Linked DNA regions of Homo sapiens: region 1 is linked to region 2. The links are chromatin loops, found by intact Hi-C in ENCODE. Cell type or tissue: chondrocyte. All regions are shown on one strand. Links, peaks and the distances in the headings refer to the core of each region. The heading gives the core; the rest is flanking DNA. Region 1 overlaps ROBO1 (roundabout guidance receptor 1). Region 2 holds the start of ROBO2 (roundabout guidance receptor 2).

Region 1 (15,935 bases), core at 7,346-9,845, 2.0 Mb after region 2:
GGTGATGTTATTATCCCACTTTAGAGATGATGTTGAGATTACATAATTAACTCAAAGTTGAGAGGCTCAGTAGCCAGGGAACTTATATTTGAGCTCAGTTTGTTTTGAACCAAAGCACTTGAAGAAACAAAGATGAGTTCCATGGTAGGATAGACTTGGGAGACTTCAGATTCAATACGTTTAAGGATTCCCCAAAGCTTTTAATATGCAGATGAGCATTGTGAGTCCCCCAGAGAGGATAGTTATGAGAAATCTTGTCTCTTTAATAAACATTGTTCAGTTTATAGCATTTGACTACTGTGGTTATATCTCTAATACCCAATACCTTACACCTGAAAATTAAGAGCTTCAGCTTTCCTGATTAAACTGCATATGACGGTTACTTGGCAGTAAACTTGTGTTAAAAGGAGCAATGCAGTATTCCTTACTGAGAAAGACCATATGTTTAAGTCACTGCACTTCTAAGCTTTTCTTCATAGAGCAGTCAGAGGGATCTTGTTAAATCTGAGACAGATTATGCCTCTCCTCTGCTCAAAACCCTCCAGTGGTTTTCCTGTCTTACTTTAAGTGAGATCCCATGTCTTTCCAGAAGTCTTCAAGGCCTAACATGAGCTAGTCCCTCATACTTTCCTGACATCATCTCCCCCTACATTTACCTGCTTTTTTCTCACTTTGTTCTATCACAATGGCTTCTATGCTGTTCCTAGAATGAATTAGACAGCCTCCTGCCTCAAGGAATTTACATGTGCTCTACGTGGAGTACTCACCTTCATAAATCTGTGAACTCGCACTCTCCCTTCTCTCAAGTTTTTGTTTCATCAAACCTCAGAGAGGCTTTATCTGTCCAGGTCCTTTAAACTTACATTCGCACGCAATACTTCCCATATCCTTTCCACTTGTTTATTTATTTTTTCCTCTAAAGCACTTATTCACATCTAAGATACTATATATATTTTTTATTTTGTTGCTGCAACCCTCCTTTTAGAATGAGGCCAGGGATTCTTGATTATTTTGTTTACTTTTTTAGTCCCAGCATCCAAAACAGTGCCTGGCACTGAGTAGGCACTCAGATGTTTGCTGAATGAATGAATGAGTTTTATCTCACTGTTAATATATATTTTTGAAAAATGCTTCTTTAGTTAACTATTTCTATAGTTCTAAAGTTTATTTTCTCTAATATATAGTTCAACCACTTATCTACTTCAATAGAGAACTAACTGAATATCACTTATGGAGCTCATGTTTCAGGGGACTTTAATAACTTCAAAATCAAAGTTCTGATTAAATAAGCACACCCTTATTTAGATCAGGTTATTTGGGTCCAAGAGATTGGGAGCACTGACTGAGGTTAAAGTATATAACATTCACAAGAAGCAAACCTCAAGATTAACTTTTCATAAATGAGAAAACTGAAGCTTAAAGAAACCAACTTTTCCCAGAAGACTCCTTTAGTTAGTGGTTGACTCGTGACTGGAACACAGTTCTCTAAATTGCTAGAAAACACTTCTTTCTACCAGAATAATCAGCAATTCTTGATCACGATTCTCTACCTTTAACATCCTTACATCATTAGATATGGCATAGTATAATAGATATTGTGTCATTATTGTATTACATGTTATGTTTTACATATAAGTTTTACAAATATGTTTTACATATTGCTGACTGATCAGGAACCGGGAATGCTGTTTTTGTTGTAGCTCCAGTTTCTAATAGAATAAAAATTATAACAAGCAGTATTTATATGACATTATGTGCTGTGCATACTATTCTAAGTATTTTATGTATTCTAACTGATTTAATCCTCAGGAAAAAATATTATTCGGTCAATTATTTTTATTATCTCATTTTATACATGAAGGGTAAGCATAAATTTGAACTGTGAGGTGCAAATAAAAGTTGTTGATGAAAGTAATATAATTTTTACAGATTCAGTTCTAGCTGAAGAAAGCTATCAGTGTGTATGTTTTGGTTTTTGTGTGTAAAGATCTAGTTTCATTTTGGGACTCAATTCAAGAAAATGACTCTGAAGTATATGCATTTTTAGTTCTATTTCTATATGAAGTAAGAAGTTCAAAGCTTTTTTATTTTATGTCCAAAATGTTCAAAGTGGTTTCATGTTTCTTTTAACTCTAATGAGATGACATGAAAAAATATATTGTACATGTTGGTTAAGACATTTGAAGGATATTGGGAAACATAAAGATATATATGTATAAATCTACATCTCACCATGGGATTTGCTATCTTTTGGTTTCTTACTTCCAGATACATCTGAAACCAAACATATACTATTCTAATCATGATTTAAAATTCTCCTAAATTGGGATCATAGTTAACAGCTGCACAGCTGAATGACACCCTCCATAGCCTTACAATTTGAACACAAACTATTTTGTAAGTAATTTACATTATGTTTAGTTCTGCAGATGTGTTTTACAAAACTGTTTAATGCTTTTGGTTTTTCATTGCTTTTTAAAAAAAAATCCTTCCAATAAATGTTTGTAGGATTGACATACATATGTTGGGATTTATGTCTTATTTAGTGCCTTCATTATGTTTAGTCCCACCTGTTGTTTGTTTATTCGGAATAATATTTTACCTAGGTTTTAAGTTATTTTAATCAGTTAGACAAATTAGCTAGACAAAAAGTATGAGCAAGAAGAAAGTCTGTTTGCAGATTGCCGTTATCTGGGCATTCATGCTTTTGGCATTTCATCTAACTATCCATTTCCTAGCGGAAAATGGGCAAGAAGTACTATGTTCATTTAAAAACCATCTTGAAATTGTACTCGAGTTTCCTATTTAGATGTTATTTTTGGAGTCAGTAAATAAAAGTAGTTCTAAATATTCAATGTTACACTACCTTTGGAAAAAGACTATCCAAGCTTATTAGTAATAATCACAATACTAAAGAATTCATTAAATTGTCATATCACATATTATTTGAAAGTTATTTATTTTATAACCTATTAATCTATTTCTCTCTTATATGGCTTATGGGAAAGCCTCACATTTGAGCAGCCAAATTGGGCCTTTGGGATTTAATAGCTTCTTGGTGTGACTGAGGACTATGATTCTAAATACGGAAGGGCTCAGTCTTGTGGGTAAATACTGAATCCAAATCCTGTAATTGTCACTGAGGAACAAACAGCTCTTGAAAACTGACATAGAATATAAACCTACTGTCTTAACAACAAAGATAATTATATATTTTCCCAAGAGTTTAATCACTCCTCTCTGACATCCTGGCCACATTCCAAAAGAAATCATCCAATTTCATTGCTGGAACTAAAAGCCTTTGTTGATTTGATCTAATCTCATCTTCTCAATTTCCTATCACTATATACTTCTTTAAAGCTGCTTTATTACACCTAGAAGGTAGAATTTCACTTGTAACACCATATCTTGTTGTATATATCTTATTTCAGTTATGTATCATATGTGTATCTGTGAAGCAAAACAGGTGTTTGCTGAAGCCAGTGAAACAATCTTATCACCAAAAACAGGATACCGAAATTATTCTATTTATACGAAGATTTCTAAATATTACTTTTTACCTACAATGTTTTAATTACAAAGTAAAATATTGTTTTACCAGTTTAGCATGTTAATTCTTTGCCAAAAATATTGTTAAGCATACATACTAAAAGTAGTATGGCTGATAGCCTTATATTCAGATGCTAATTGGTTCTAATAAGATTTTAATTTTTTTCACAATATAGAAGTAACATATTTCTAGAGCATTTGGAAACTGCCAGCAAAAGAAAGAAAAAATATTCCAATAATTCTCTCAAATATAATCACATATGCTATCAGCATTTTGTTGTATATTTTTTCTTTTTTCACTTTGCATATAAAGACTTTTTTTTTCTTACAACATGGAATAGCAGTTTAAAAACTGTTATGAAACCTACATTTTCACTCAAAGATCATCATAAGAATTTTTTTCCCAGACATAAAATATTCTTTAACACTATCATTAAAAGAGCAAAATAGAATCCCATTAGATGAATGTGTTAAAATACATGTAACTAGTCTCCAATTGTTAGACATTGAAGTTATTTCTAATCCTGTGAAGGTGTGCATAATCTGATTCTTTAAAGTTATATTAGAATGTTTTCTGGCTAAAGTCTTAGTAAATTTCATTTTAATTATAGATATCCTATTAAAGCAATACATACTTTCCACAATTTATTAAATTACTCAATTGTTTGAAGTTGCTTTGTAGAATGCTTATTCCAATGATCTTAGAACCAACATATGTAAGAGTAAGAAAGATCACAGATAACTATGAAAAACCGTGAGACAAATATTAACACCTAAATTTCCCCTTTGTATTTAATTGAATTATTATATTTTTGTTTAAGGGATGCCTTTTGTTTTTATTACAAGTGTTTAATAAATGAAAATGTTTGTTTTTCACAAATATGCCTGAATTTCACAGGTCTTGTATTTCACACCAGAAAGTAAACTCTTTTCTTTTAGTAAGGGCAATAAATTAAGACATAAGCGCTTTTCCTAAATAGTTACCTTTGGAAAAAAGTATAAACTGAAGCACAATTCATTATTTCACTAAATGTTCCTTTCAGCTGGGAGAGTATAGTGTTTAACATTTGGCTACCAAAATTATTTTCAGTGATTATGACATCACCATACATAAATATACTAGTCTAAATAGGGATCAACCTATCTGTGTAATGTGCATCATAGTTTATCCAAATCACATTACTTTGGCCTAACATCATCTATTTCTTGATTTTCCTTTAAATTTCTTAGGTTGCTTATCACACAACAGGAGTTTGAAAGACTTAGTTATCCCCTTTTTCCTAGTGAAAAATGAACCATAAAATTAAAATAATTTTTAAAAAGTCATCATCTCTTATGCTTTACTGATTGAAGAAGTAATATCATTATTTTTTGAGATTAGTAATTTTGTCGCTTTAAAAAATCAGATATTTATCTGGAAAACCCATCTGTCTTAAATAATGGTGAATATTTATCAGTTTATTTTAACTTATACTGGAATGTAGAGAACACTTGACAAAGTCTAATTAATAAACCACATTGTCCACTACACTACATTCTCTGATCTTGCTCCCCTTAATATTTTCCAATAATAGTAACTTAAAAGTTGGCAATGCATACAGAGATGTTTCTTTAGACGTGTATATTTCCTAGAATATCATTAAATGTGCTTTAAAGGTAGAAGCTATGTGATTAAAGCACGAGAACACAGTTTGAAGAATTTGCCATTTGGCCCATACTTCCCCTGGGTAACTCCAATTTATCTTTTAAGTTTCAGATCAAAGTCTCTTCCTCAGGAAAGCCTACCTAGACCTGCCATTTTCAGCCTTTCTTTACATATCAGATTTCTGTGTGATGATCCTAGAACAACATTGACTATTTCTCCATAGCACTGATCACAAATAATTGCTGTAAAAATATATCTCTTAAGCCTGTCTCTTCTGTACATCTTGTAAACGCAACAGTGGAAGTAATGACTTGCTTACCAATGGTATTTTCTCTCTTCCCAAAGTACATTAAGCATTGTTTTGTGTTGGCAATTTTGTGTAGTATACTAAGTTTTGAAAAACACTTAGCTAGACAAAAAGTATGATCAAGAAGAAAGTCTATTTGCAGATTGCAGATATCTGGGCATTCATGCTTTTGGCATTTCATCTAACTATCCATTTCCTAATGGAAACCGGCAATTGCTAAAAAGTTTACTCCATTTCAGTATTTTCAACTAGGGGTGATTCTACCCCCTTACTGTAATCCCTCCCCATTGACATTCTGCAATGTCCAGAGACATTTGTGGTTGTCACAGCTGGGAAGAGGAGTGGAGGAGGTGGTGAGAAGGTGGTATAGGCATCTGGTGTGTTAAGGCAAGGGATACTGCTAAACATCTTCCATTGCATAGGACAGTCTCCCTCTCACAACAAAGAATAAGCTTGCCCAAAATGTCAATAGTATCTAGACTGAGTAACTCTGCTCTAGTTAAACTTTAATATACACTGGGGAATGTTTTGGTTTATGTAAGGATTATATAAGATGGTGGGCATGTACCTTATGATTTGGGTACAGTTAGGCTCTAAAGTTATTAGTCAAGCAATGCTGTACCTACTATATGGGAGAGTACTGTAAATATTTATTATAAAATTCTATACAAACATCTTCAAAGCATTACTAAATGCTTATACATCTTCATAAAGAAAATGCAATTACATTCTTCTAATATGTTGTCATCTAGAGCTTTATATAAAGAGGCAATCTTTTTCCAATATGTTATTTATTTATTTTTTTGAGATGGAGTCTCACTCTGTCGACCAGGCTGGAGTGCAATGGTGCAACCTCAGCTCACTGCAGCCTCCACCTCCTGGGTTCAAGCAATTCTCCTGCCTCAGCCTCCCAAGTAGCTGGGATTACAGGCACGCACTGCCACACCCAGCTAATTTTTGTGTTTTTAGTAGAGACGGGGTTTCTCCATGTTGGCCAGGCTAGTCTTGAACTCCTGAACTCAGGTGATCCACCCGCCTCTGCCTCCCAAAGTGCTGGGATTACAGGCGTGAGCCACCATGCCCGGCCCCAATATGTTATTTACCTTCATGCATACTTGAATTCAGTAGGGTAATAAAGGTGATATGTGATGGTAAGGCAGAGTGCACCATTGAATCGGCATGGACACTTAGCTAGATGTAAGCTATTGAGAGTTAATCAAAACATTTATATGGTGATAATTTCTAAATGCTACCCAAGTTTACATGATGAAATGAGAACTAACAAAATTTTGCTTTTGTGTGGATGTGGCTTTGAATGAGTACAGTAAATATAGTCTATTGATATGTTTCAGTGTCTTGTTAGTCATTATTGAATATATATGTGTACTTTGAGATTTCTCCAGGAAAAAAACCACATGAATAACATGTATTATTCCTCTTCCAGTGATCTACAAGATAAAGGAATATCTCAGGCAACTTAAAAGTTAGTTTACTTAAACTTGCTCTTTGGAGCAGGAAAAATAAAATGCTTAGGTGCATATGTAGAATAATAACGAAGCACAATGTTCATTTCTAAAATGTGTAAGTGGGTAAGAATACAAATGTCCATCTCTGTCACTGACTAGCTGGGTGATGGTGGGTAAGTTTCTTAATATCGCTAGCACCTATTCTTTTTATATTAAGTGAAGAGCATAATAGTTCTCCCCTTCTAGGGGTTTTGCAAGGATTGAAACAAGTAATACACATAAAGCGCTTGTAACGGAATTAGCAATCATCAAACATTAATTGATTATTATTATTGTGATTTCATCGTGAAAAAGAAAGCTCAAGATTAAGTTTATAGTTAGTAGTAGAAAACTGAACACTTTTTCAATTAATAAGGGAAGTCATATAAAGATTGTTGCTTAAAAGATTGTTCAGAAAACCATAAACACAATTTATAACACTTCTACATACAGTACTCTTCTAAATAATTCAATTTGATTTTATTTAGGGAGTTTGCAATTAATATAGTATTTTTAAAACCCAATACTCTTAAACAATAGTGAGATGGACACACAGGCTTATATAGGGTATGAAGCCAAAAAAATGAAAAGGACATATTCAATGTATATACTTATGTGTCATGAAATGAGCTTTCTAAATGCTTACCTATTTGTGTGTAGATAAGGCTTAAGAGAGGGAAACAATAGCTTCTAGAATGAAAGAATCATAGTTGTTTAAAGCTAGGAGGTCCAGACATTCCCTGACCTTATAACAACGATATGTATTGAGCAAATTATTTTTTAATACACAATACAGGGTACATAATATCTTCAGAACTAATTTAACATTGAGAGAAAATATTACATTGTTCTTTAAATTAGATTTTTATCAAGATTTTTCTTCCATTGCACATTATACTAAATCCCACATAGTTTTTGAGAAATAGATTTCATTTGTCCATCATAAAATGATTTAAAAATGAAAAATAATATAATAAATTTAACTTAATAAATTAAGTTTAGAATGGGTATACTAATGGATGCTTAAAGTAAGTACCAGTAAACCATTTATTTGCAAAAACTTAAGATGAGAAGTTTTCTTTTAGCTCAGATAATTCACTTACTACCCTTTATGAAATGGCAATAGAATCTCTCTCTATAGAAACTTCTTGAAAAATACAAACATTTGTAGTTTTTGAAATGTTCTCTAAAGATTGGATAACATTTACCACTATGCTATTTCCTAGTTTTTTATTCATGTACCCGTGGACTAATTTCAGATAATGAGTTCACTATAGTCATAATAAATTATCAAAAACATAAATCAAAAACTCAAGGGGTGCACATACACATACACATCCTATTGAAATAGAAGTTGATAGCAGGTCTCTTTAATTTATGTTCTTATCTGTTCATAGCAGAAAATCCCTCCCCTATGAAATGTTTCAATTGGTTGAGGATGTTTAGTACACAATGCTCTATTGCCCTCTGCTGGCTGGAAAATGAGAAATAAAAACTTCTGTTCATTAACTAGATGGGACCTTAGAAAATTAAATATGGAAGATGACACAGCTCAAAATAATAAAACAATATATTAGAGTGGTAGAACATTAAAACATGAATTTTAAAAAATATTCTCACAAATTTCAAAACTCCTAAGATTTTAGTTTTTGTATTAGCTGAAAAGTTGATTATTTTACATAAACCTAAACACTCATTAATTCAAGATAATACAATTACATAATTTTAAAGTGATAATTGCAAGTCTCATAATTGTCCAGGAATTCTGGGGATTTTCCAACAAGATATGTATGGTCCAATTGTTGGCACATTTGTGGAATATTTTTATAATATTATGATGTCTCTAGTGTGTTTATTTCTTTAAAGTAATACTTCTACCTAGTTGAAAGAATATTCTTAGCATTTTTACATAAAATTTAAAGAGTTATTTACCAATTAGAGTGACTTATTTCACATTTTTCATTCTCTGTTGAAGCATTCTTTATATATGATTCACACATCACTGAGGAAAACCAACATTGTTATATAATGGTGTGTAAATTCTTTAATGAAAACAAAAGTGATAATGCCCCAAGGAATACAAAATGCATACAGCAATTAATCCACCTGGTTTGATTTTACCACTACATGCTGCTTTAATGCTTGATTACATTTATTTCAAAAAGATTTCTAAAGAATATCCTTATCATCCAGGGCAGAAGATACAGACTTTATCATTAGGGTGGCCTTGCTGGTTTTTCTAAAATGCACTTGGGTTAAAAGTTTAAAGCAAAGCTGTCATTGTTTTTTCAAAATCTTGACTGGTATTCTGAATTTGTGATTTATTTTATATTTTCAATAGTTCATCTCAGCTACAATATATATTAAAATACTCTGGTCTTCATTTCTCAAAGTGCTTTTTCTGGAGCATTTGTAAAACTCGAGCCATGGTTCTTTGAAATAGGATTTTATCCCACCGGCTCGACCTTCTTATTCTACCCTCAGAACTAGTGTCTATTACAAATCAGGAGCATAATTTTTCACTATGGCTTCCCTGCCAAAACAACTGTCAATCCTTTCAAAAATTTCTGGAGCAAATAGTGCTTTATAATTTACTCTAACTACCTCTGATCTAGATTGTATTCACATCTCAAACTCTCCAAGAATGTATTTTCAGTCAAATCTTTAAATCTCTTGAGGCCTTTGGTTCTCCATAAACAGAGGAAAAAGTTTCATCCTAGAAAATACTATTATTATAACAAAATGATGTAAACATATTTTTTTACTTCCCAATTCACAAGTGAGGTTTAAAAAGATGCCCTTTGCCTTTACAGTTATTCATATTTAATACTCAGAATTTTTTACAGTTTGTATCTTAAGACTCAGGAACATAGAAAAATGAGATTCACAGAGATGAAAAACGTCTCCACATTTACACAGGATGGCCTGTTAGTCAGAAGCCAGGTCTGCCTGACTTCTGGTGCATGGTCTTTTTATGACCCTTTGTAGTCTCTGGGAGTGAAGAACGAAGGAGGGAAACCATTTGTATTAGAATTATAAAGTGATCATGCCCTTTGATATAGTATTTCCAACTCTAGGAAGCTAAGGAAATATTTCATATATAGTAAAAGATGTCTATGGTGGTATTAAAACAACGTGGGAATAAAGAGGATAAAACTAGAAGAGGTCTAAATTTCTAATAAAATAACAAAGAACTTAACAATGGTATGTTATTAAATTGAATATTACAGTCATTAAAAATAATAACTGGGAGCTACTTGAAAACTTATGAGTTGCTTAGGATAAAATTAGCAATCTAAATCTTACATTTTATGTAATTAAAATGGAATACATAAGTTTATAGGTAGTGACAAAAAAGGTGTCCTGTGTGTTATTGGGTGAAGGAAGTTGTGAAGCAATAACATAAAATCCAGGATACCACATTAAAAAATAATATATATGTCCTAGAATATGTGAGCCCAATTTTGTGTAATATATATCAACTTTGTTGGTGAAACAGACAATAAAACCAGTAATTTTTAAAGTATATATTTCCATACTATTTAAGTTTTACAGCATGTGTTACTTTTAGAATAAAAATAAGAAAGATACAATATTTACAGAGTTACTAGAGTTATGTTGAAATACACCAAAATAGCAATCGTTGGTATCTTAGTGTGAGGAATATATATTTTTATTTTCCTAAATTTAAAATGTTTTCAGTATGTTTATATTTATTTTTATTGAAAAATATAAAATGAGTATTATAATAATAATTAAAGCTCTTTTCAACTTTTAAGTCAAGTCTCTTCTATTTCTTCGTTTGGAGAATTTTTATGAGAACTATTGTTTTACTTTCCTATTTTTGCAGTAGGCAGCAGGCGCTATTCATAAGTAACTCCCTCAGGTAGGTCTGTCACTTTTACGGATCTAACTTACTTTGTTAATTTCTATGGAAATGTTAAAATAGAAAGCTGGCTTGACTGAATTATTGACGATATCCATGAAAGAATAATGAGAACTGGGTGAGGTGGCTCATGCCTGCAATCCCGGCACTTTGGGAGGCCCAGGCAGGAGGATCACTCGAGGCCAGGAATTCAAGACCAGCCTGAGCAACATAGTGAGACCTCATCTCTACAAAACAAAAAAAACAATTAGTGGGGCATGGTGGTGGTGAATGTTTCTAGTCCCAGCTACTCTGGAGGCTAAGGTGGGAGGATCACTTGAACTTGAACCTGGAAGATTGAGGCTGCAGTGAGCCAAGACTGTGCAACTGCATTCCAAACTGGGCAACAGTACGAGACTTTATCTAAAAAAAAAAAAAGCATTAATAAGAAAAAGATTACCATATCATTCTTTTAATTGAAAATTCCCCAATTTCCAAAAGAAGTAACTTGAAATTTAGCTTTTGTTAAACAACTCGAAAACTTGTTTACTGCACAAACAAAACTATCTGGGACCATTAAAAGTGTTTAACTAAAGGACTCCACAGTTTTCAAGCATCTCAAGTTATTTAGAGATATGTTAACTTATAATTAATATTTTAAAAAACCATCTGTTTATGTACTTATTAAATATCTTCTTTAAAATTGATGAGGCAACATGTTCATCTCTTTATAATATAACCACAATATTTAGAAATTGCAACAAATTTTGACATGGGTTAACAAATTAATCTAACTTAATGGGAGTTTTCTATAGAACTAGAACAAGATATCAAAGTTTATGTCCTTATACCTCGCTTTCTAAATGTTTATAAACATAAAAAGGTTAATCTTTTTCTCTTTTTATTTTCCTCATCTTCTCTTTCTTTTCTCTTCTTTACAAGTCTGTAAATAAATGATCATTTATATAATCAGTATATTTTATCTTTATTTGGATGAATTTTGCCTTAAATAAAAAGCAAGTGATGTGAATTTATTCATCTTTTCCTTTCCACTTGATAACCACTGGTCTGGTTCTCTGTGGCAGAAAGAGCTAAATATTAACTTGCCTTAATTTTAACATTGTGTCAGACAGAGTAGAATATATACTGCCTTTCATATATAAACATCTTTTAAGTCTCATATCCAAAGAAATACTTGCTTTTGGAAGGAATCTTTATGTAGATGGTCTTACACAAATTTATTAAAACCACAAACACTTTATATCACTAAGATATAAATCAGATAATGATGTCAATATGTTCATAAGAATACAAGCATAGTAAAATTATCAGTTTCCTTTATTCTTCCTTTCTGGAAAAAAAAAGAGATATTGACTGGGAGTTTTATAATGACCCAAAGTAAAGAAGGTCTCTGTGTGCCTCAAATTCGATATTTTAAGTTGAAGTCAGCTGTTAAGAATTACTGAATTATCCAGGGCAGAATCTGGGGTATGGCTCACATTACACTATGCTGGATATGAAAAGTTGAACACACAAGGGGTGAAAACTTTTCAGTGATTAAAAAGTCCTGTGGGATTGAATTTTTAGATTCCAGAGCAGCACATAAAGAGAAATGTTGCAGATTCTCGAGTTCTCATAGCAAATTGTGTCTATAAATCGATGACGTGTTTCTGAGGAAACCTAACAGGATGGCTCTAAAGAGTATATATAAAATTTCTTTCAGTTCTCATGGGAATGAAAATTAAACCTTATGGATGAAAACAAATACCTAACAAAGTTGAGAAACTGATCACATCTAGATTTCAAGCAGACTAGCAAATAGGGTGGACACAGTTGGCTATTTCACATATTTTCTCATTTGTTATCCTTTGAAACAAAATTTATTGATGCTTTCAGAATTAATTTTAATTAACCAAATGTGTTTCTTAAATATTCTAGGTATTCGTTAGAATACAATGACACTCATCAAGGGCTTCTCTGTATGAATATACCATGATTTCTTCAGCCTTATTACCTATATTTCAAATAATTCCTCTTCCATTTCATTTTTATTCTCCTCTGAACCATTACTCCTTATAAATGCAACTGACATCTAGTGAAACACCATCAATTAGTGGTAACTTAGGATATGTAGACATTGTTGATTTAGCCATGTTACCCCAAGATCAATATTAGAAAGAGATTCTGTTATTCACTCAAATATTCTTTTTTGATGTCAGAAGGAATAAATATTCATAAAACTTGTTGCAGAATTTCCATATATTACTAAGGGATTTTATGTTTACCATGAAAATTGTTCAGAAGCCATGCTGCTAGATATAGTCGGCTCTTAATGTGCAAAAGTGTGTGAGGAAGTGTATTTGTATGTTTAACTTCAAGAGAAATAAATATCAGAAGTAAAATCTTGATTCTATTCTAAAAAAGTCATAAAAATGTGTGAAGTTATTCAAAGTAAATTGGACATATATATTTTTACATTACATTTTATGTTCTAATTTAGCTTTCAGTTGGAGTTTATTACGAACGGGAACTAAACATTTCTACAAATGTGTTCCTCACGATAGTTAGCTATCCCTTTGATGTCTTATTCTCAAAGAGGATAGTTCTTTTGAACACTTTACTTTGCAGAAATAAAAGTAGTTTTAAGTTTAATTATCTCTCCATTGTCCTTTCATTATGATCCAAGAAAGATTTTTTTAAAAATTAGATTTAAACTCATCTGAAGCAAGAAAGTGCCATATAATAGCACTTTCTTAAACTTTACAGCTCTTAACTATTGTACGTCATGTTTCCAATAAAATAATTGAAGATGATATCAGTTACACACTGGAATCTAAACCAAAGCATGGGACATGTAAAACCAAGTTTAGTAGAGTCTCATCTCTGTTATAGTGATTTGTGGTATAGAACTGAAACAAGAACACATTTGGCACATGCTCCAGGAAGACTCATACTGACTGAGCAATTGAAGGAGCCTTTGAACTTATGAGTGGCTTCTTAGACAGTAGAACCTCGTGGTGGTGGTGACCTCCCTACAGTTATTGCAGAATGATGAACTTTTGTCCATCTATGATTTGGTCTAAATTTCAAATTTTGCAGACAGTTAATCCCCTGATTCTCACACTGCCATCTTTATGTTTCACCATCAGCACAAATTAGGAAGAGTAGCTGCTGAAAGCAAGACACACCCTTGATTTACAGAAATAAACTTATATAACCTGTCAGTATACTTCTCACTCAAAGGTGAAGTAAACTTCTACCTGTATACTTGTTGATTTTGTAATTTTTTTCCTCATCTCACCATTCTTTATTTTCTCATCTCACTACTATAAACTGAATTCCTACAATGATTTTAAAATTCAGTCAAAAATAATCTATGAAACATTAAAACTGCAAGCAAAGTCCAATTTAAAAAAAAAAAAAAAACTCTCCCTAACATCGCATCTGGTACTAAATTAAATTCAAATGACTTTCTCAATATGACATGAGGCCATGAGTCAAATTCTACATTTCCAACTCTCAGCTCCAGACTGTAGCATTTCCTATGGCCAGGAAGAAAGACTCACAAGCACATGCCCAAATCAAGAGCAGAAAAGGCTGTATTCTCTAAGACCTGAATAAACACACACAGCAGCCTCCACATAGAGGCTGCTCCTTTCTCTCTATGCAGAAGAGAAGCATTCCTCTGTTAGCAGATAGAAAGCCAGCCTGACAGTTGAGAGTTTGTTGTGTGTGAAGACCCTACCACAAGGAAGAACGATGATTGAAGACTCATTTTTAGACAATGGCCCAGAAATAATGTACAGAAATAACTTTGTTCTGATGTTCTATATCTTTCGGTAAAGTTAAGGTGCAAAAGTTTCTAAAGAGAATTGGCTTTAATATCTATTTCAAAAAATAAAGGTAACTGCTCTACTTAGAGTTAGATTGGAGGTACTTTATTTCTTTCTTTTTATTTCACTGTGGAATCCAATTCTCAACTGTTTTCTGGGGAATGTATTTTCCCTACAGAAAGCCCTTACATTTTCCCTGAGAAATTCAGCGTTAAAGCTAAAGTGTTACGTAATTTTAGAATTGAATTGTCAACTTGAGTCATCTGTGGGTCAGGAGATTAGGGAGTATTGTACTGCCTTTCAGAGAAGAAAAGCTAGGCAGTAGAAATAGCCATGGCTTTAGAGTCAGATGGACATGGATTTAAAATTCTGTCTTGTGGCTGAGCGCTGTGGCTCACGCCTGTAATCCTAACACTTTGGGAGGCCGAGGTGGGCAGATCACGAGGTCAGGAGTTCAAGACCATCCTGGCCAACAGGTGAAACCCTGTCTCTACTAAAAATACAAAAATTAGCTGGACATGGTGGCACATGCCTGTAATCCCAGCTACTCGGGAGACTGAGGCAGGAGAATTGCTTGAACCAGGACCCGGGAGGCAGAGGTTGCAGGTGACCCGAGATCGCGCCACTGTGCTCCAGCCTGGGCTACAAAGCAAGACTCCGTCTCAAAAAAAAAAAAAAAAAAAGTTATGTCTATTAAGGACAATGTGATCTTAGGCAATTTTCTTAGCTTCAGTCTCAGTTTTCTCGTTTGTAAAATGAGGACAATAATAACTTCCTTTCAAGATTGCTATAATGATGGAATGAGATACTTAATACATATAAATTATCTGATATATGGTAAATGCTCAATACATAACCATCATTACTTTGACATGGTTGTCTTTCTGACCTATAGACAATTTAAGTTAGATTGATATTAATAACAAGTTACAACCAATCAGAGAAATATAAGAATTTCTTTCTGATCTAGGCTCTCAAAGGACTTCCATTTAGAAAGAGACTTCACAAGTACCCTAGGAAGTGCTAATGTTGGCAACTAAACTGCGACAAGAGATAAAGATTCGCCTCAATCTTTCTCCATAATCTTCACTGGGGATGTACGTCGCATCAATGGTGTGCTGGTCAAATGGGATAATAGTTCAAAATGTGCTTTGTCAGCTCTAACATCACAAAAAATGTTAAATCGTCATTGACTTCTTATTCATATAATTTCATAAGTCTATTATCACAA
Region 2 (15,935 bases), core at 8,272-10,771:
CTAACTAAGGTTTTGGTACAACACAAGGCACTGAGTATGCGTAGTCTAATTGATCAGCATATCTACTGATGAATTTGGTCCGGGATTTTTGTCTGGATTTCATGTGTTTCTCTGTATAAATATTGCTAGTGATACATTTCAATCTTTATTATGGATGTTGTTTTAGACTGAAAGTAACAGACTGATTGGACTATATTTCTTCAACTTGACTTATGAGGCCCAACATCTTTATTTGTGCATGTGGGCTGTGTGGTGTGTGTGTATGTGTGTGTGTATTTATCAGTACTTATTAATGATTATGAAGACTGTTTGGCTTCTGTCATATCCAATGTACATATGAAAAAGTTCCCAAGATAGATCATATGTTAGGTAATTTGGGGAGCTTTTAAAATTGGAGAGAATTTTCTTTTTTATTTATTTAATTGAATGTAGAAGAAAAATGATGAGGGAAATGGGGTGGTGACATAGAAATTGGAATCTGGCTAATTCTTCTATTTTAAAACAGGAAAGCTGTAAAAAGATGAGCGTTAAGCCTCTCTAAGATGACGTTAAATAAATTAACAGAGGAAACGACTTAAGTCTTCTATTTGCTGCCATAGGCAATTGTGTAAATCTGGTTCTGTGATAACCTTTACTACATTTTGCAAGAGAGATTTTATAATTAACATAAATAAAACCAGGACTGAATATTTTCATTTAACATTTTCACATAGAGACTATAGTTATTTAATATTTCTTCTAAGATGTTCATGGTATAGAATTACTTTTAAATTTTGATATGATCCTTATTATACAAAGAATTAAAAATGTGCTAAAATGTATACAATTAAGTTATAATCAGAAACCACTGGCCATTGCAATAACTATTAACAAAAGACAATATCTAAATTACCAAAGATGTCTTGGTTAAATTAATATACATTTTTAAAGACTACTTTATGAATAAGGTTTCTTTATTAATTTAAATAGGCCTCCTATCCTTGAACTATATAACGAAAAGATTATCATAAAAATGCCATTCAGTTCTTTTTTTTTTTTTGAGACAGAGTCTCGCTCTGTCGCCCAGGCTGGAGTGCAGTGGTGCGATCTCCGCTCACTGCAAGCTCCGCCTCCCAGTTCACGCCTTTCTCCTGCCTCAGCCTCCCGAGAAGCTGGGACTACAGGCGCCCGCCACCACGCCCGGCTAATTTTCTGTATTTTTAGTAGAGACGGGGTTTCACCGTGTTAGCCAGGATTGTCTCGATCTCCTGACCTCGTGATCCGCCTGCCTCGGCCTCCCAGAGTGCTGGGATTACAGGCGTAAGCCACCGCGCCTGGCAAAAGTACCATTCGGTTCTGAACTAAAATAGATTTTTTTAAGTAAACTTTATACATTTAAATTTTCTTTATATTTAGATATACATGTATTTATTTGTGTGTGTGTACATATATAATATGCACTTTTCACTTAAACAGGATTAAAATGCATATTACCATTTTCCAAGAATTCTACTAATTTATCATTAATTCACTTGGCTTTTGGTATGTACAAAGTTTCCTATTTTGAATTCATCAGAACAGGTAATAGCTATATTCATTTCCTAGGATTGTCATAACAAAGTAATACAAATTTAGTGGCTTAAAACAAGCGGACATTTATTCTCACAGTTATAAAGCCTAGACCTCCAGAGTCAAGGTGTTGGCAAGGCCATGCTCTTGAGGAAGGCTCTAGAGAAAAATTGGTTCTCGTTGCATCTGGTGGCCTGATATTCCCCAGCTTGTAGCAATATACTGCCAACTCTTCCATAATCTTCATGTAGCTTATGTATCTCTGTCCAAATTTCCCTCTTTTGATAAGGACACGAATCACTGGATTGGGGCTCATTCTAATCCAGTATGAACTCATCTTCACTGGATTATATCTGCAAAACCCCTATTTTGAAATAACATTCCATTCAGAGATTCTACATGGACATTCATTTGAAGGACCCTATTCAACCCAGTACAGAAGCACACAATGGTCAGTCATTTTGCTTTAGCCGGCAATACCTGTATTGCCCCCATGAATTTACACTATTTCCTCCAAAAGCAAAGGAGTCTGCAAGAGTTGGATATGCATGATAGTAGGTACAGCTGGTAACAAATATTTCCAGCTTTCTCCCACCCTTGAAGGTGGGGCTTGTGTTTTAGTTTGGTAGTGAAGATATAAGAAATTGTGTTATTTGTTCCAGCCAGATTTAACAACCATATTCTGCCTTTTCATTTGTTTGGAAAATGAGTGATTTAGCAGCCTAGGTCCTGGAAAGAGGATGATGTGGAGGAGTTCCCAGCTGATTCCCAATATAACAAGAAATAGCCGTTTTTGTTTGAGATCTTAGAATAGTTTGTATTTGTAGAATATTCATTCTCAATGGGGATGATGGGAAGATGGTTCTTGGGGCAAAAAAACACACTTTTCTCTTTTTTCATATAAAAAACTTCCTTTTTTATATATAATTACATGTATATACAGTGCATAAGCATATACATATGTTTATTACATAATATATAGTATATAAATGATATATGACTATTATATATAATAAATATATATTAAATATATTTAAATATATCTACTATATAATATATTCATTTGTATATTTAATAACATATTTTATATATTATTAAATTAATATATACATATATTAAATTATAAGTATATCACATTATTGATATAAATTAATTATATATTAATTTATTTATATATAAGACACATAATATATAATATATTAAATTTAATGTAATTAATTATAATATAATACATTATAATTATATTATTATATATAATAAATATATATTAGATATGTAGTTTATATGTCATATTGAAATTCCATGGGGAGGTATTAGGCAGAAATGTATAAAAATGCTCCTGTCTTAGTCCATTCAGGCTGCTATAACATGATACCACAAACTGGATGGATTATAAACAACAGCAGTTTATTTTTCACTGTTCTGGAAGCTGGGAAGTTCAAGATCAAGGCACTAGCAGATTCTGTGTCTGGTGAGGGCTCTATTTCTGTTTCATGAGTGGTACCTTCTCACTGTGTCTTCACATGGTGGAAGATACTATTTCTCCAAGGTTTCTTTTATGAGGACACTAGTCCCAATTATGAGGAATCTGCCCTCATCACCGAATTACCTCCCAAAGGCCCTACCTTCTAATACTATCACACTGGGGGTTAAGATTTCATCATGAGAATTTTGAAGCCAGTGGGAGGGACTGCAAAAACATTCAGACCATAGCAGTTTCTTAGAGAAGTGACAATGAAAAAAATGTTGAGAAATCACTGCTGGCGAATACATTAGCCTATCCTGGGTGATTCTGTAGGCTTTGTTGTACTGGATATGAATTACAGCTACAAACTATGACACTTTCAAAGTTACATCATCAATTTGAGCTTTCATTAACTACTGTGAATTATGAGGCTAAACCACCTTCATATGCTTCATGAGAATTTAATAAGACAATTAATTTAAAAGGTATATTGCAGTGCTTGTCATATAGTAATTGTTTTAAAAATTTAGGTATTATTATTCTTTATTTTTATAATATTAACCATAGTTTAATGTCCTGAGAAGAAGTATATTGCAACATAAAGTTTAAATGAATATTTAAACTTTAGGCAACATTCAAAGTGGCTGATTATATTTGTCAGCACAGGTGAAGTCCTAAAACAAAGAATACCAAACTTCGATAATTTGAGACACATTACAAGACATCTGTTGCTCAACTCACAGTGCAAAGCATACAACAGAGAGTGAGATGTTCTGAGTCTGCTTACACACTCATCCTGAAATTCATGCATTTTATCCGATGGCTCAGTGTTTTCTATTTGGCCATCCAAAAAGTGAGGCAACAGCCAGAGCGCCAAGGGGGTAAGGTATAGGTGAGACCTTAGAGGGCAAATCTAGAAGTGCCTGGATTCCATTGGCCAGAACTCAATCACATGATCCAACACAACTGCAAGGAGGGCTGGGGAATTCTGTGTGGAAGAAAGGAAGGAGAGGATTCTTGGGTAACAATCAGCATTTTCTCTGTCATGATAGAGGATTATTAGTACACTCCAATGACCCTAAGTATTGTAAACAATTAAAATGTACACTGGACCAAGTTCTTTAAATGCAACATCCGACTACCTTGTGAGTAGGCACTATTGTTATCTTTGTTTTATAATTAAGGTAATTGTCAACATCGCACTGCAAGTACCAAAATGAGAATGCAGATAGGTACTCAACATCCAATTTCAGAGCTCTATCTCAGTATTCTCTATTGTGTCCTTATTTAGGAAGCCATTCATTACCCCTTCTCTTTGCAGAGATAATTGAGTGGAAATGCTACTTCAGTGTTAGATTAGAGAAGACTAATATTTTCCTGATGACAAGTGAATGGTTTACTTAAGAACACTGTGAAATCTCCTATGAAAATCTTTAAAATAAAACAGGTTTTCATCCTTTTTTGATAGTTTAAACATGACTCAGAATGAGGGCTGGTATCCAGACTACCAGAACTCCTATAAATGTGCCTCTAGCTTTGTGATGAAATGTGTTTTTAATGTGTTTGGTAAAGAAGGGAGAAATAAAATAATAGGTTAAGTTACAACCTGGACCTAAGCCAGTTATAGAGGCAAGCTAAAACAACAACAACAATAAGGAAACAAAATAGCCTCATGCTTATCATGCCACATAATTTCCATTGACATTGTCTATACTAGTCATACCTGAAAGTCTAATATTTGCTCAAAGGCTGAAGAAAACGATTACAGATGAGTAATCTTAGAAAAATGAAAAATTAAGATAAAAATTTGATGAAAATTTTTCACATTGCTAAAAACCAAAAATTAATTTCACATTGATAAAAATCAAAAATTAATTTGTATGGCAAATATATATTAGATGAAGTGTAAATTTATTTACACTTTATATTTCTGATAAATATAAGAAACCAGCCATTGAAACTTTTTTCTTAAATTACGTTAAAACTGAAAGCAATCCAGTGACGTGAGGGGTTCTATAAAATTTGTACCTAGTTGTCAAAAACTTGACTAGCATTTTTCAATATTAAGTATCTGGTCCTTTGGATCCTTTAAATTTGTATTAGTATATAATGAAAAAGCCAAAATTGCTCAGAGAAAAAAAAAATCACTTGTTGCTATCATTCTTTTTTGCTAAGTGAAAGACTAAACAGTAGAAACTGTTTAAGAGAGAGAGCAATGTCTTACTCAAATTGAAATGTTATGATATGAAGTATATGTCATATTATTGCTTTATTTGCAAGTTTTTCTATAAACTTGGGCCAGGGAGATTTTTTTCATTTATTTCACTTTGTCACTTACGGATGACAATGTGTATTTACATCTCTAATTTGAGCAAAATTATATTACTTATACTCCTGGCTGGCATTGTATCTAACAACTTAAGAACTTAGTATTCTTTGTTAAAAAAAAAAAAAAAAAGAAAACAACTTCAGGTACTCCACAAGTAGTCAGAATTTGTTTTATCAGGCAGAAATAAAATAAATTGGATATTGGAAGAAAATCAGAATCTGCTCCCAAACAGATTAGTTCTTCTACAGGATAAAACCATAGACAGTTCAATTAGATTACATGTACCCTTGGATTAATTCCGTGATAGTATTGCAAGGGAGAATAAGCAATTTTTTTCTAATTTGAAGTATCCATTGTGAAACATGCCTCAAAGAGATTCAGTGAGCATACAACTGTAAAAATCCACGGGTATCTATAGGACCCATGGGTATCATTGGCCTTTTCCTAAATCCTTGACAATCTCTTCTTTTTATGAACAACAAAAAATTCTGTTTTGGATTTAAAATAAATTTTTCTATTAGGATTACAGCTATGTATTGCTAAAATTTAATTATACAAATTCCAGATCGGAGCAGATGGACTTGGAATTATTTGGCAAAGAATCAAAGGGATTTTCTTGGGTTCATGAAAGTGTGGTGTAAAATTAGCAAAAAGTGTATTATTTTATGTCATTGAAGTTAAGCCATATACTAAAATAATAACTTGATATCAGTAACAAGAAATGATAAAATAATGGGCAGGAAAAAAATCCTTGCACACACATTAACTCTAGCCTGTTATGGTTAATGACTGAAGTTGTACTTTCAAATAATAAGTGGATTTGCGAGGCTGACTATTCTCATTTGGTAAAATCATTAGCCTAGTATAGATGAGAGGTTATCATCTTTGCTGCCAAAGAACTCCTTTTTAATTTTAGTTTAGGTTTTGCAATTTACTAAGATGGGGCTGAGGGGGTAATGGACCTTCTTGAACTGACACTATGAAGATAAATAAAATCTCATCCATGACCTCTAAGGAACCTCTAAGTGACTTTTAAAATTCAAAATTTTAAGGTATACACAATTAAAGAAATTTGGCCTCAATGTTACATACCACTTACTGTAATATTTGTTTATTCAATAGTTATGTTAATTTGGAAGTATCACCGAACTCTTCGATCAAGATAAATAATGATTTTCCAAATAGATTTTGGACTCTAAAGGAAGAAAGATTTTCTTTCTTGAAAATACGTGATTTTATTCTGCAGAGAAAACTCTTTTAAATGAACTATTACTATATTTTAGTCAACTTAAATTCAGATTTATAACTTCATGTAATATACCAAAAATGCTATTCATAAATAGCTACACAGACAGACTTATATAGAGACAAGTATTGGTGACCACTTCAAAATGAATCGAATCAAATCAGATACTTAGAACATATTTCAGAAGAACAATATTCATTTTATCTTGGCTCCCTCAGATCCTTTCTGGAACAAAGTCAAGTGTAATAAAGAAAAAATCATGTAGGGGCAAATGAGCCGTCTCTCTGTGATCAGGATTTTTAATGCTTCACTTACTTTAGTTGTCCTGTGTCCTTTTGTAGATAATAACACATACGTGTCATTTAATGTGATGTTTCTGTATAGTATAATAAGACAATCTTATATAGAAAAATTCGAGCTGAGCAATGGCTTTAAAGAGGTTCTTAAATTTTGAAGAAAAATTGATTACATATTTCTGTATATTTTGGTACACTGCGGTTTTCTTAAATTGATCAGAGTAATATATTATACTCTTATACTATTTCTGCAATGTGGTAGATGTCTTAAATCAATCTCAAGTTCTTGATAACATAGACTTTGTATTCAGGTCTGGATTTAAAGCAAGATTGTGCCTTTCATTAACTTGGGTTGATTATCTAATCTTCATTTTTCTCATCTGTACAATGGGAATAGTATCAACCACATAAGCCTCTTATAGGAATTTAACAATATGATGAATTTTTAAAAACTAGAAGAATTCCCTGACACGTGGTTAGTGCTCACTACATGGCAGTATATGTTAAAATTACTATCATGGATCAAACCTTTGATTTTTATATATATGCTGCCTTACAATTATAACAAGAGCACGTTGAAAAGAGTAAAAAAGTGGATTAGGGTTTTGCAGTTTTTACCACATCCTTGGGGAATCTGGTATGAAAAAAGAAATATTTAATATGTTACACTCTGCAGATTTCCTTCATATGGTTATTTTATACTTCTGCTGGAATACCAACTCAGAAATTCAATCACAAAGAAGGCCATTGGATAACCTTACCCAAATTAGGGATAATGACAGTTTCTTACAATCTTTAGATGTATTAAAATATATAGGCACATTTTGAATATATAATACCTTTCCAGGTTTTACATAAAAGAAGCCTAGATTTCCATCTACATTTATCTATTCAGCTGCTTGTTTGGAAAAGAAAAAAACAATTTATATTTAGAAAGACATTGAAGCCAGATCCCCATTTGATTTTTCTGTATCTTAAGCTCTCTGATGTGGTGGTCATGGGGCTTCATTGTTCTAAGCCATTGCTGTTTCTTTTTGGCTTAAGGAAAACCTTAATTTTTTTTTTTTTTTGCTAAAGCACTGCTAAAATTTAATTTCCAACTTCTACTAGAAGCTTCAGATTTTAAAGACTTTCCTTTAATTAAACATTTGGAGTGAGAAATCCATTTTTTATATAGGCAGTGCTCACTAAAACTGTCTTAAGTGTAATTGAAATATGCACATTTTTCTAGTATAGATCTTATCATATATCTCAGAAGGTAATGTCTTTGTTCTTTTGGAATTAATGTTGTCCATAACAAATTTCTGTCTGGCGACTCGTTACTGTTGCTAATTTAGTGTGAGATGTTTGGTCATAATCCTAAACTATCATTTGGGATGAGATTGTTATAAAATAATGGTTTTTTAGTCACATTTCATATCAAATGAGACACTGACAGAGCATTCTTTTAAAAAACCAGTTATGAACTTGACTACAAGAAAAGCAGAAAACATGGATTCCAAAATGTTTTGGTGAAGACATTATTCCATAAGGTAGCTAGTGTATGGCAAACAACAACAACCACAACAACAAAAGCCATTTAAAAAATGGCACCAGTCTAAAATCACTGGCTTGCTTTGTCACTTTTAATAGGTAAAGTAGTTAAGAATGCAAAATGTTGATGCTTGGTAAAAAAAATGCCAATATAACCAAAGCGATTTCCCTTATACAAAGCTCTTCTCTGTATGATGTAATTTGTCATACCCTACACAAGGATAACTTTCTATGAATAGGGCAACATTTTCTGCCCTAAAGGACCATGGCAATTGGTGGTAGGCTGATCTCGCCCAATCTATCCCTTCTGTTTCCCACACACACTCTTTCTGCCTCTGAGTGATTTTATAGTTTACTTAAGGAAAGGCATTTACAGATGGTGAGTCTATCAAGTATAAAATAGAATCTATATTTTGCCTGATAAATAAATAGTCATGAGAAAACACTTCTAGTTGAAATCCTCCAATGTCTTCCTTTCTGTGAACCATCTTAAAATTAAGGGTCTTATAAGTCTATATGATGTGTTAATTCCTGCATTATTGTATTAGGAAGACTATTTTCCGAATATCTTAAAAATTTCACCCGCGTAAGGAAATTTGCCCGAGATAAGCTGGTGGTGTGTATTATTTGGAGACATGAGCTAGACATTGTAATCCTGAACTGGGTAAACCAAGCCCAAGTGTTTAAAATGAAAGTTTTCAAGAATTTTAATTACTTTCCTTTTCCAGAGATAAAAGAGATGTTAATAGCGCACTTTTGGATGTTTCTAAACCACAGTGTTATCCAATTTAGACGTATTGGACCTTTGGGGTGGGTTTCTCCTTAACGGTTAAGCCTTTTTTCACGGGGTGCTAAAACAATAGCACATTCAGAATTATTATAGTGAGAATTCAAGTGATTCAACTTTAACAACCGAATGCACTTTTTTCTTCACAAGTAAATACTGTAGATTAAAAGTGTGCAGAAATTACTCTTAATGCTTTACAAGAAGAGTGGTTGTTTTATTCTTTCGCAAGACTATTTCATTACCGTAATTTTCAAGCATGCCGAGGTGTCCTAATGTCTCTTCTAATTGCTTGAATGTCGCTGACCTTTTTTTAAAAGAACACACAGCGCCCATAATATGCAAGGGAGACCTAAGTTAAGTAGCAGCACCAAAACGTATCCACCAAACAAAGGCTCTTCCTCAGACGGCCCCTTCTGGAGAGAACCTTTCCTAATATTTTCCAGTAGGGGGAACTAAAGACTCACCATCCAGCATTTAGCTCGGCTCGGGGACCTGCGTGAGTTCCTATAAGCCGCCTTCTCATCATCTGAACAAGCATCAAACGGCTACCAGCGAGCCTGTGATCACACGTGGGCCCGGCCGCACCGGGGCACCGCCGACACCGGCACCCCTTTGATCTAACGTGACCTTCCTTCATCATCCCCGGTCCTGAATGGCATCCTTTGGTAGTCTTGGTCTTAATTTTCAGAGTTTTGTCGTCTTTGGGCTGAAATTCGGCTTCTTTTTGAGCTTCCATGAGCTCAGCTGGGCTTTCGGCTTTCCACACCCAGAGCCTATGTTTACCGAATTTCCTTCTGGAGGTGCTGGTCCCTGGAGGGTAAAGACTTCGGGGATCCCCCTCCCCCAAGCTCTGTGATCCCCGCTTCCCCGTCCTTAGCATCTTCTGTGGAACTCCCTCGCCCTGCGCGATCGCGCATCAAACTCATCGTGGAGGGGTCAAAAGGCAACTGAGTAACATAAGAGGGGCTGCCTCCCCTTCCTCCTTCCCTTGGGGATGCCGCAGGGGGCCATAGATCTTGGCTAAAATGAGCCGCTGGAGGTTAGAGAATTCTGCCCCCTCCTTTTTCTCCCCCTTGTGCTTTTGAATCATATAGGAAGCATCTACACACAACCTTTCCAGTCCAAAAGGTGCTTCTATTTCCTTTCCTTTCCTTTCCTTCCTCCTACTCGGCTTCTCATCTGGCTAAAAGGTGAAGAGTGAGTGAGTGTGTGATTTTAACGCGTAATGAGGCTGCGCCCTGGGTCCTGGAGGCTGATCTTTTTCAAGAAAGCGCGTGCAGCTCCGGCAGACGGAGGGATGAATAATTAGGAAGGGCTTCCATGAAATCACTCACGGAGAAAATTACCTGCCCATTAAACGGGACGCGGCGAGGAGCAGGAGCCTGGAGCCCACCTATCCCCTCCCGAGGCGGGAAGGAGTGGGCACCCGGGGGCGCGGAGAAGGGGAAGGAGTCGCCCGGTGGCCTCGGCCCTCGGCAGCCGGCGGGGCTCTCCGAATTTGTTCATCTCCGTCCCCCCGGGGACTCTCGGCTCTCCAGGACCCCTCCCCACTCCCCAGCGGGCGGGTGGCCGAGTCCGGAGGTTCAGGGCTCCGCGCGCCCCTCCTCGCCCCCGCCCCTCCCCGGGCCGACTCCAGGCAGCTCTCATTCCTCCCCTCCCCTCCCGCCTCCTCGCCTTCCCTCCTAGAAGTCCTTCCACCCGCGGCAGCTGCCGGAGGAAGCGGACGCTCTGCTGCGAGGCTGCGGGGGCTGGACCCGGGCGAGGGGCCTCAGCGCGCCTGGCGCTGGACTGAGCGCTCCCTTTCTCCGCCGCGCCCGGGCTGGGCTCTCACGCCCGTCTCTGCTCGCGCCCGCAGCCGCCTGGTGCACTATCCTCAGAGGCGGCACCGCGGGGGTGTCTGCAGCCTCGGCCTCCGCCCGGCCCCTCCCTCCCTCCCTCCCTCCCTCGCTCCTTCCCTGCCTCCCTCACCACGTAGGAGTTCGGATTCTCCACCCGAATCGTCCTGATTTCCCTTCTCCTCTCTTTTGGAAACCGGAGAGGTGGAGGGAGGGCAACACCGCTGCAAAGGAGAGGCCCGCCAAGTCTGCCCGCCTGCAAAGTGTTGCTTTGACACATTCTTATTATGGAAGTTAAGTAAAAATATAGACATATTAAAAAATAACTCCGGACGTGGAGCTGCTACGGAGAAGGAAACCGGGGGAAAGAAAACCAGTAGGCAGGCCAATGGTTTTTCGGCAGCGCGCTGGCAAGTTTGTGGAACACTTTCTAGGAATTAGGTCTTTTCCTCCCCCTTCATCATCTTGACTTCTGAAGGAAGAACTTGGCTTTGGATTGCAGTGGAGCCTAAGGAGAGAGGGTTAGACACACTCGAATAATCCCTCTGGCTGGGCTGAATTTGTGGGAATTTAGGAAGCCAGAGTGCTGGAAATACAGCAGCCTTTGAAGTACCCTCTGTTAATTTGGATGGATCTCAGTGTGCCCCGTTCGAGACCTCTCCACCAACCCCTTCTGATCTTGCGATTTGCTCTTCTTGACTTTAATTAGTATCTAGGAAAGTCTAAACTTTGGACCTACCTCTTTTTTTGATACTCATTTTTGTACTTTTGCTCTCTGGGATTGGTTTCTTAAAGAATCTGGATCCTTTTTAATATGTCAAAATGAGTCTGCTGATGTTTACACAACTACTGCTCTGTGGATTTTTATATGTTCGGGTTGATGGTAAGTTAAAAATGCTTTCATCTTTTTTTGCGCCCCCCACCCCCCAATCCCCCAAAACCATTTCTTTTTGAATTTGATGTGGGTTATAAATGAAATGACATTATGTCTGTTAGTCCGTTTTGGCCCGGCACGGGCTCCTTGGGGGCAGAGGTTTTATTTAAGTCTTTTGTTTCTAAACTGCTGTAAGTGGAATGTGTTGGTAGTCACCTATTGTTGTTATTGTTGTAATTTACTTCACTAATTAAGGAGTTGGATAATAAATGATTGGGCTCCCAGTTTTGTTAGAAAAAGAAATATTACAGTCAATCTCCTGCAAGAGCCTAATACTATTGTGCCTGCTCTCTATTTGATGTTTGCTCTTGTGTCTGAACTTTGGCTGAGACATTCAAGTGAAGAAATACAGTAATAGACACTCTAAGGAAGGTTCAGTGGGTTAGGAATTTGAGACTGAGATCAATGTGTATCACCTGTGTGCCAGTGAATGCTCTCCTAGCGTTAAATCGAATGAAGAATTTAGATCCTAGGGAGAAAACTGTCAAAAGTGAGACTGGGCGAGGCTCCACGAAGGGGGAAGCATCAGCTATGGGCTGGCCACAGGAGTAGAACACTTAGCTCAGTCCCCAGTGGGCAAACACAATGGGGACCTTAAACAGGTGCTGGAGGTGTCTCCCTCTAGGTTGAGTCAGTCTGTCAAGCCCACAGCATTCTGCCTCTGATTCTCTTGTCTTTTGTTCCGATTTGGTTTACTGGGATATTTTCACAGGATGTCAATTTCTTGTGCGACTATTGCAAAATCCTTTTTTGTGGTTCTTTTGAATGAAGAGTGGAAATAATCATTAACATGCTTTTTGGTTTGTATTCAAAAGAAAAAAGTTAAAAGAATATTTGCTGTTAACCTTCTAGAGGCTTTAATTTTTATATCGATGGAAACAACTGGTATAAGGGAGTACTAGATATTTTTTTTTTCTAACTGGATTGCAGTACTTTAGGTTTTTAGTTACTTTCTGTACTTGTAAAGAACCTAAAGGGTATTAGTCTAACTGTTTGAGCCATCACAATAGCTTGTTGCCACATAAACTTTCCTCCAGCATTTGCATTGTGGATGAATTCATTATTTGGGACACTGCCTATTTTGGCCCATCTGAGTAGCTAACTTTGTTCCTGGCAGCTACTGCTGCATAGAGCCCAATGTATTGGACTCAAAAAGGAAGGCTTTCTATAAACATGAGGCAATACAGAGGAGTTTACCTACTGTCAAGTGGCTGTTTTCAATCATGGACTACATGAGTACCTTTGCCCCCCAGCGATAGTGAGGGAGGGATGCGTGTGTGTGCACTGCTTCTCTCTTTTACCAGTCTAAGCAGTAGATGTTTAAGATTTAATTATTGTGAATTATACTATGGCAACATCTCTAATTATTTTTCATGCATTTATTTTTCAGTACATTAAAATACGTGTACATTACCGTAACAAAATAGGTTTACCTATTTGTCCCAGGTGTGTTTGATTTTCATGATAAGAAGAATTTGGTATAACTTTTAAAAGAATATGTCCTCATAAATCATGAATTTACATATCTCAACAGAAATGCATGTGTAAACTATACATTAGACTACAAAATTATCACCAAGGGTTTTTTTATATAAGCGTTTTTAAATCAGTGTGTTGCTAGGAGGAATACAATTAAATTGCTCAGTGGAAGTGACAGGAAATCAGAAGAGCTTGGTGTTACAGAATGTAATTAATATACCAGGGTGTTTGGAGATATATGAAACAAATGCAATTAACCAGCTTGCTGGAGCAGCAGTAGTAAGACACCATTTCTGTCTGCCTTCCCTCCCTCCCTCCTTTCATTCCTCCCTCCCTTCTTTCTCTCCGTTTTATTCCTCTCTCCCTTCTTTCCTTCCTTCTCTCCCACACCACCCTTCTCCTGCCCCCAAAGACAACCTAGAACCTTTGTTCTGATTTAACATTGTAGGATAAGGGGGCAGTTTGTGTCTGGGCCACAATTATGCAGCAGAACTCATAGTAATGTAGTGAAAAATGCCAAAATTGAGGAGTTGACACTGAAAAGGCAATATTAAATTTTTGTGTGTGTGAAACTAGTTTTGTATTTAGCATCTGCTGTGTCAAAAGCAAAGGAAACCCTGGACACTCTTACTAAATTAATATGTAAATCATACGTTTGACATTGGATTGCCTTTGGATACTTCAGAATGACAGTTTCTCCACGGGGATGGTTGAAAATTTGGGATGTGGAGAACACTGCCCTCTAGGCTGTTTCAGCACTTTGAGACTCAGTGTTCACATATATAGTGAAGAGGTTGGTTTGTAGGTTCTCTAAGCTTTGTTACTCTTCCAGGATTCTATGATTTCTATTTACTTATTCTTCTTAGAGGTGTGTGCTTATACTCCACATGAATTTCAAATGTACAGAAGCCTGTACCATTTCAAAGATATACTGACCATCCTTGTGCTAGACACAGATATTAATTTTATTCAGTGACAAATGATACATATATTTGCATTGATATTTGCTTGGTGGGTTATTTATATGTGCATTTTTATAGTATATGAAAAATGGTAGCGTTTTGCCACCTCATAGAAGCTATCTGCTAATATTATTTATAATTTTTCAGTATTGTGTCCCTGTAGCAATCCATAGAGAGCAAATATTAAGTTAGTTGAGAAATGTAGATAAACTTTTCTATTTGGGATGTAAATAATGGTTTTCTTATTGATGCAGATTAATCACATCTAGACTTTTCTGTATGATCATATAGGAGAATGTATGTTAAGGTTAGCCTTTGTTTTCCAGCTTTTCTTTATTTTTGAATAAGAATAGGGTTTTGCAGTCATTTATGGGAAATTAATATGAACTATGGCAACACTTTTAAATTACATCTATATGCCATATATTACATCAATCTGATAATTTTATAATACTTGTGAAAAGGTGTTTTAAAATGAGAATGTTTTTCTCATCTTTACCCTTTAACTATTCTTAAATGAAAGTGGCACACATGATATTAGGGGAGATAAATATAGTAAAGATAATGTATGTGCATAGTGCAGATGTAGAATCTCATAGAGGTTTATACATGTTGCTAAAGTGCTCTTTTTCAGTAATGGGCTTATTATCATAGCCATATGTAGTCTATTTCAGAATTTAAATTATATATAAGTAACCTGAAATGTGTTTTTGAAGCTATGCAGTAATACCATGTTTGAATTGGCTTTGTTTGAATAACCTTTGATGCTACGCAACATGTGGACCATAAAAAAAAAGGATTTCTTAGAACATTAAGCAAAAATATTGTAAAAAAAAAAAGTAATGATTATATAAAAAGAGCAGTTCTGGCCATCTCATCCCTGAGCAGCTTGTATAAAATAGCATGTTTGACGATAAAAATATAGATATGTAAGCACATTGTATAAGTTGGGATACATACATAGCAATGAAGGGAGCTGATGTATGTGGGATGTGTGTGTGCCTAGTAATATCTGCTGAAATAGTTCCGGCAGTCTACAGGAGGTACATTTACTTCCCATGTGCAATTTGGTTTTCGAAGAGTATTAGAAAAAAAGATTATCATCTTATTTACTATTTCTCCTTTTTCTCCTTTTTTTCCTCCTTCTCCTCTCCTTCTCTTTCTTCTTCTCATTCATCGTCTCTTTCCTTTTCTTATTCTCCTCCTCTTTTTTTCTTTTTTGGATCTAATGAAAGGAATTAGAGAAACACTTGAAGAGTGAAGAAGATAGGTGAGGGTGTTTCTTGAATGATAATTTAGAAAATCTGCATTTAAAGGAAAAATGTGAATAATATTTTACCTTTAGGTATATCCAACTGGGATTTTGACTTTCTCACTTTTACCCCACAATACTATATATAGCTTTATGCAAAATGTTTTGCACGGATCCTATCATTTTCCAGTTTACACAAGTAAAAGTCGTCATATCTGAGTTCAAGCAAACAGTGGAGATTTATAGAGTGCCATTTTACAGATTTATTT

What was found. A loop is a pair of places that touch in the nucleus more often than their neighbours do. Peaks named below come from ENCODE experiments on the same cell type or tissue, not always from the same donor. Only the 100,000 strongest peaks of a DNase experiment are listed, where the experiment ranks them.
Region 1: a loop joins it to region 2, with 4 times the contacts of the local background. A loop is called at or near these places in 2 of 110 quality-filtered maps.

The regions. Positions count from the first base shown.
Region 1 is chr3:79,024,434-79,040,368 of GRCh38, forward strand. All of the region lies in intron 3 of ROBO1 (roundabout guidance receptor 1), which reads right to left. Among named protein-coding and RNA genes, the nearest start is that of MIR3923, 480 kb to the right of the region's middle. In chondrocyte, for the core only: CTCF peaks have their summits at 8,484 (motif pointing left) and 8,688; no DNase peak of the experiment used is centred there.
Region 2 is chr3:77,028,925-77,044,859 of GRCh38, forward strand. ROBO2 (roundabout guidance receptor 2) reads left to right here and starts at 11,175. Exons shown (of 28, transcript NM_001395656.1): 1 at 11,175-11,922. The coding sequence starts at 11,862. In chondrocyte, for the core only: CTCF peaks have their summits at 9,659 (motif pointing right) and 10,667 (motif pointing right); no DNase peak of the experiment used is centred there.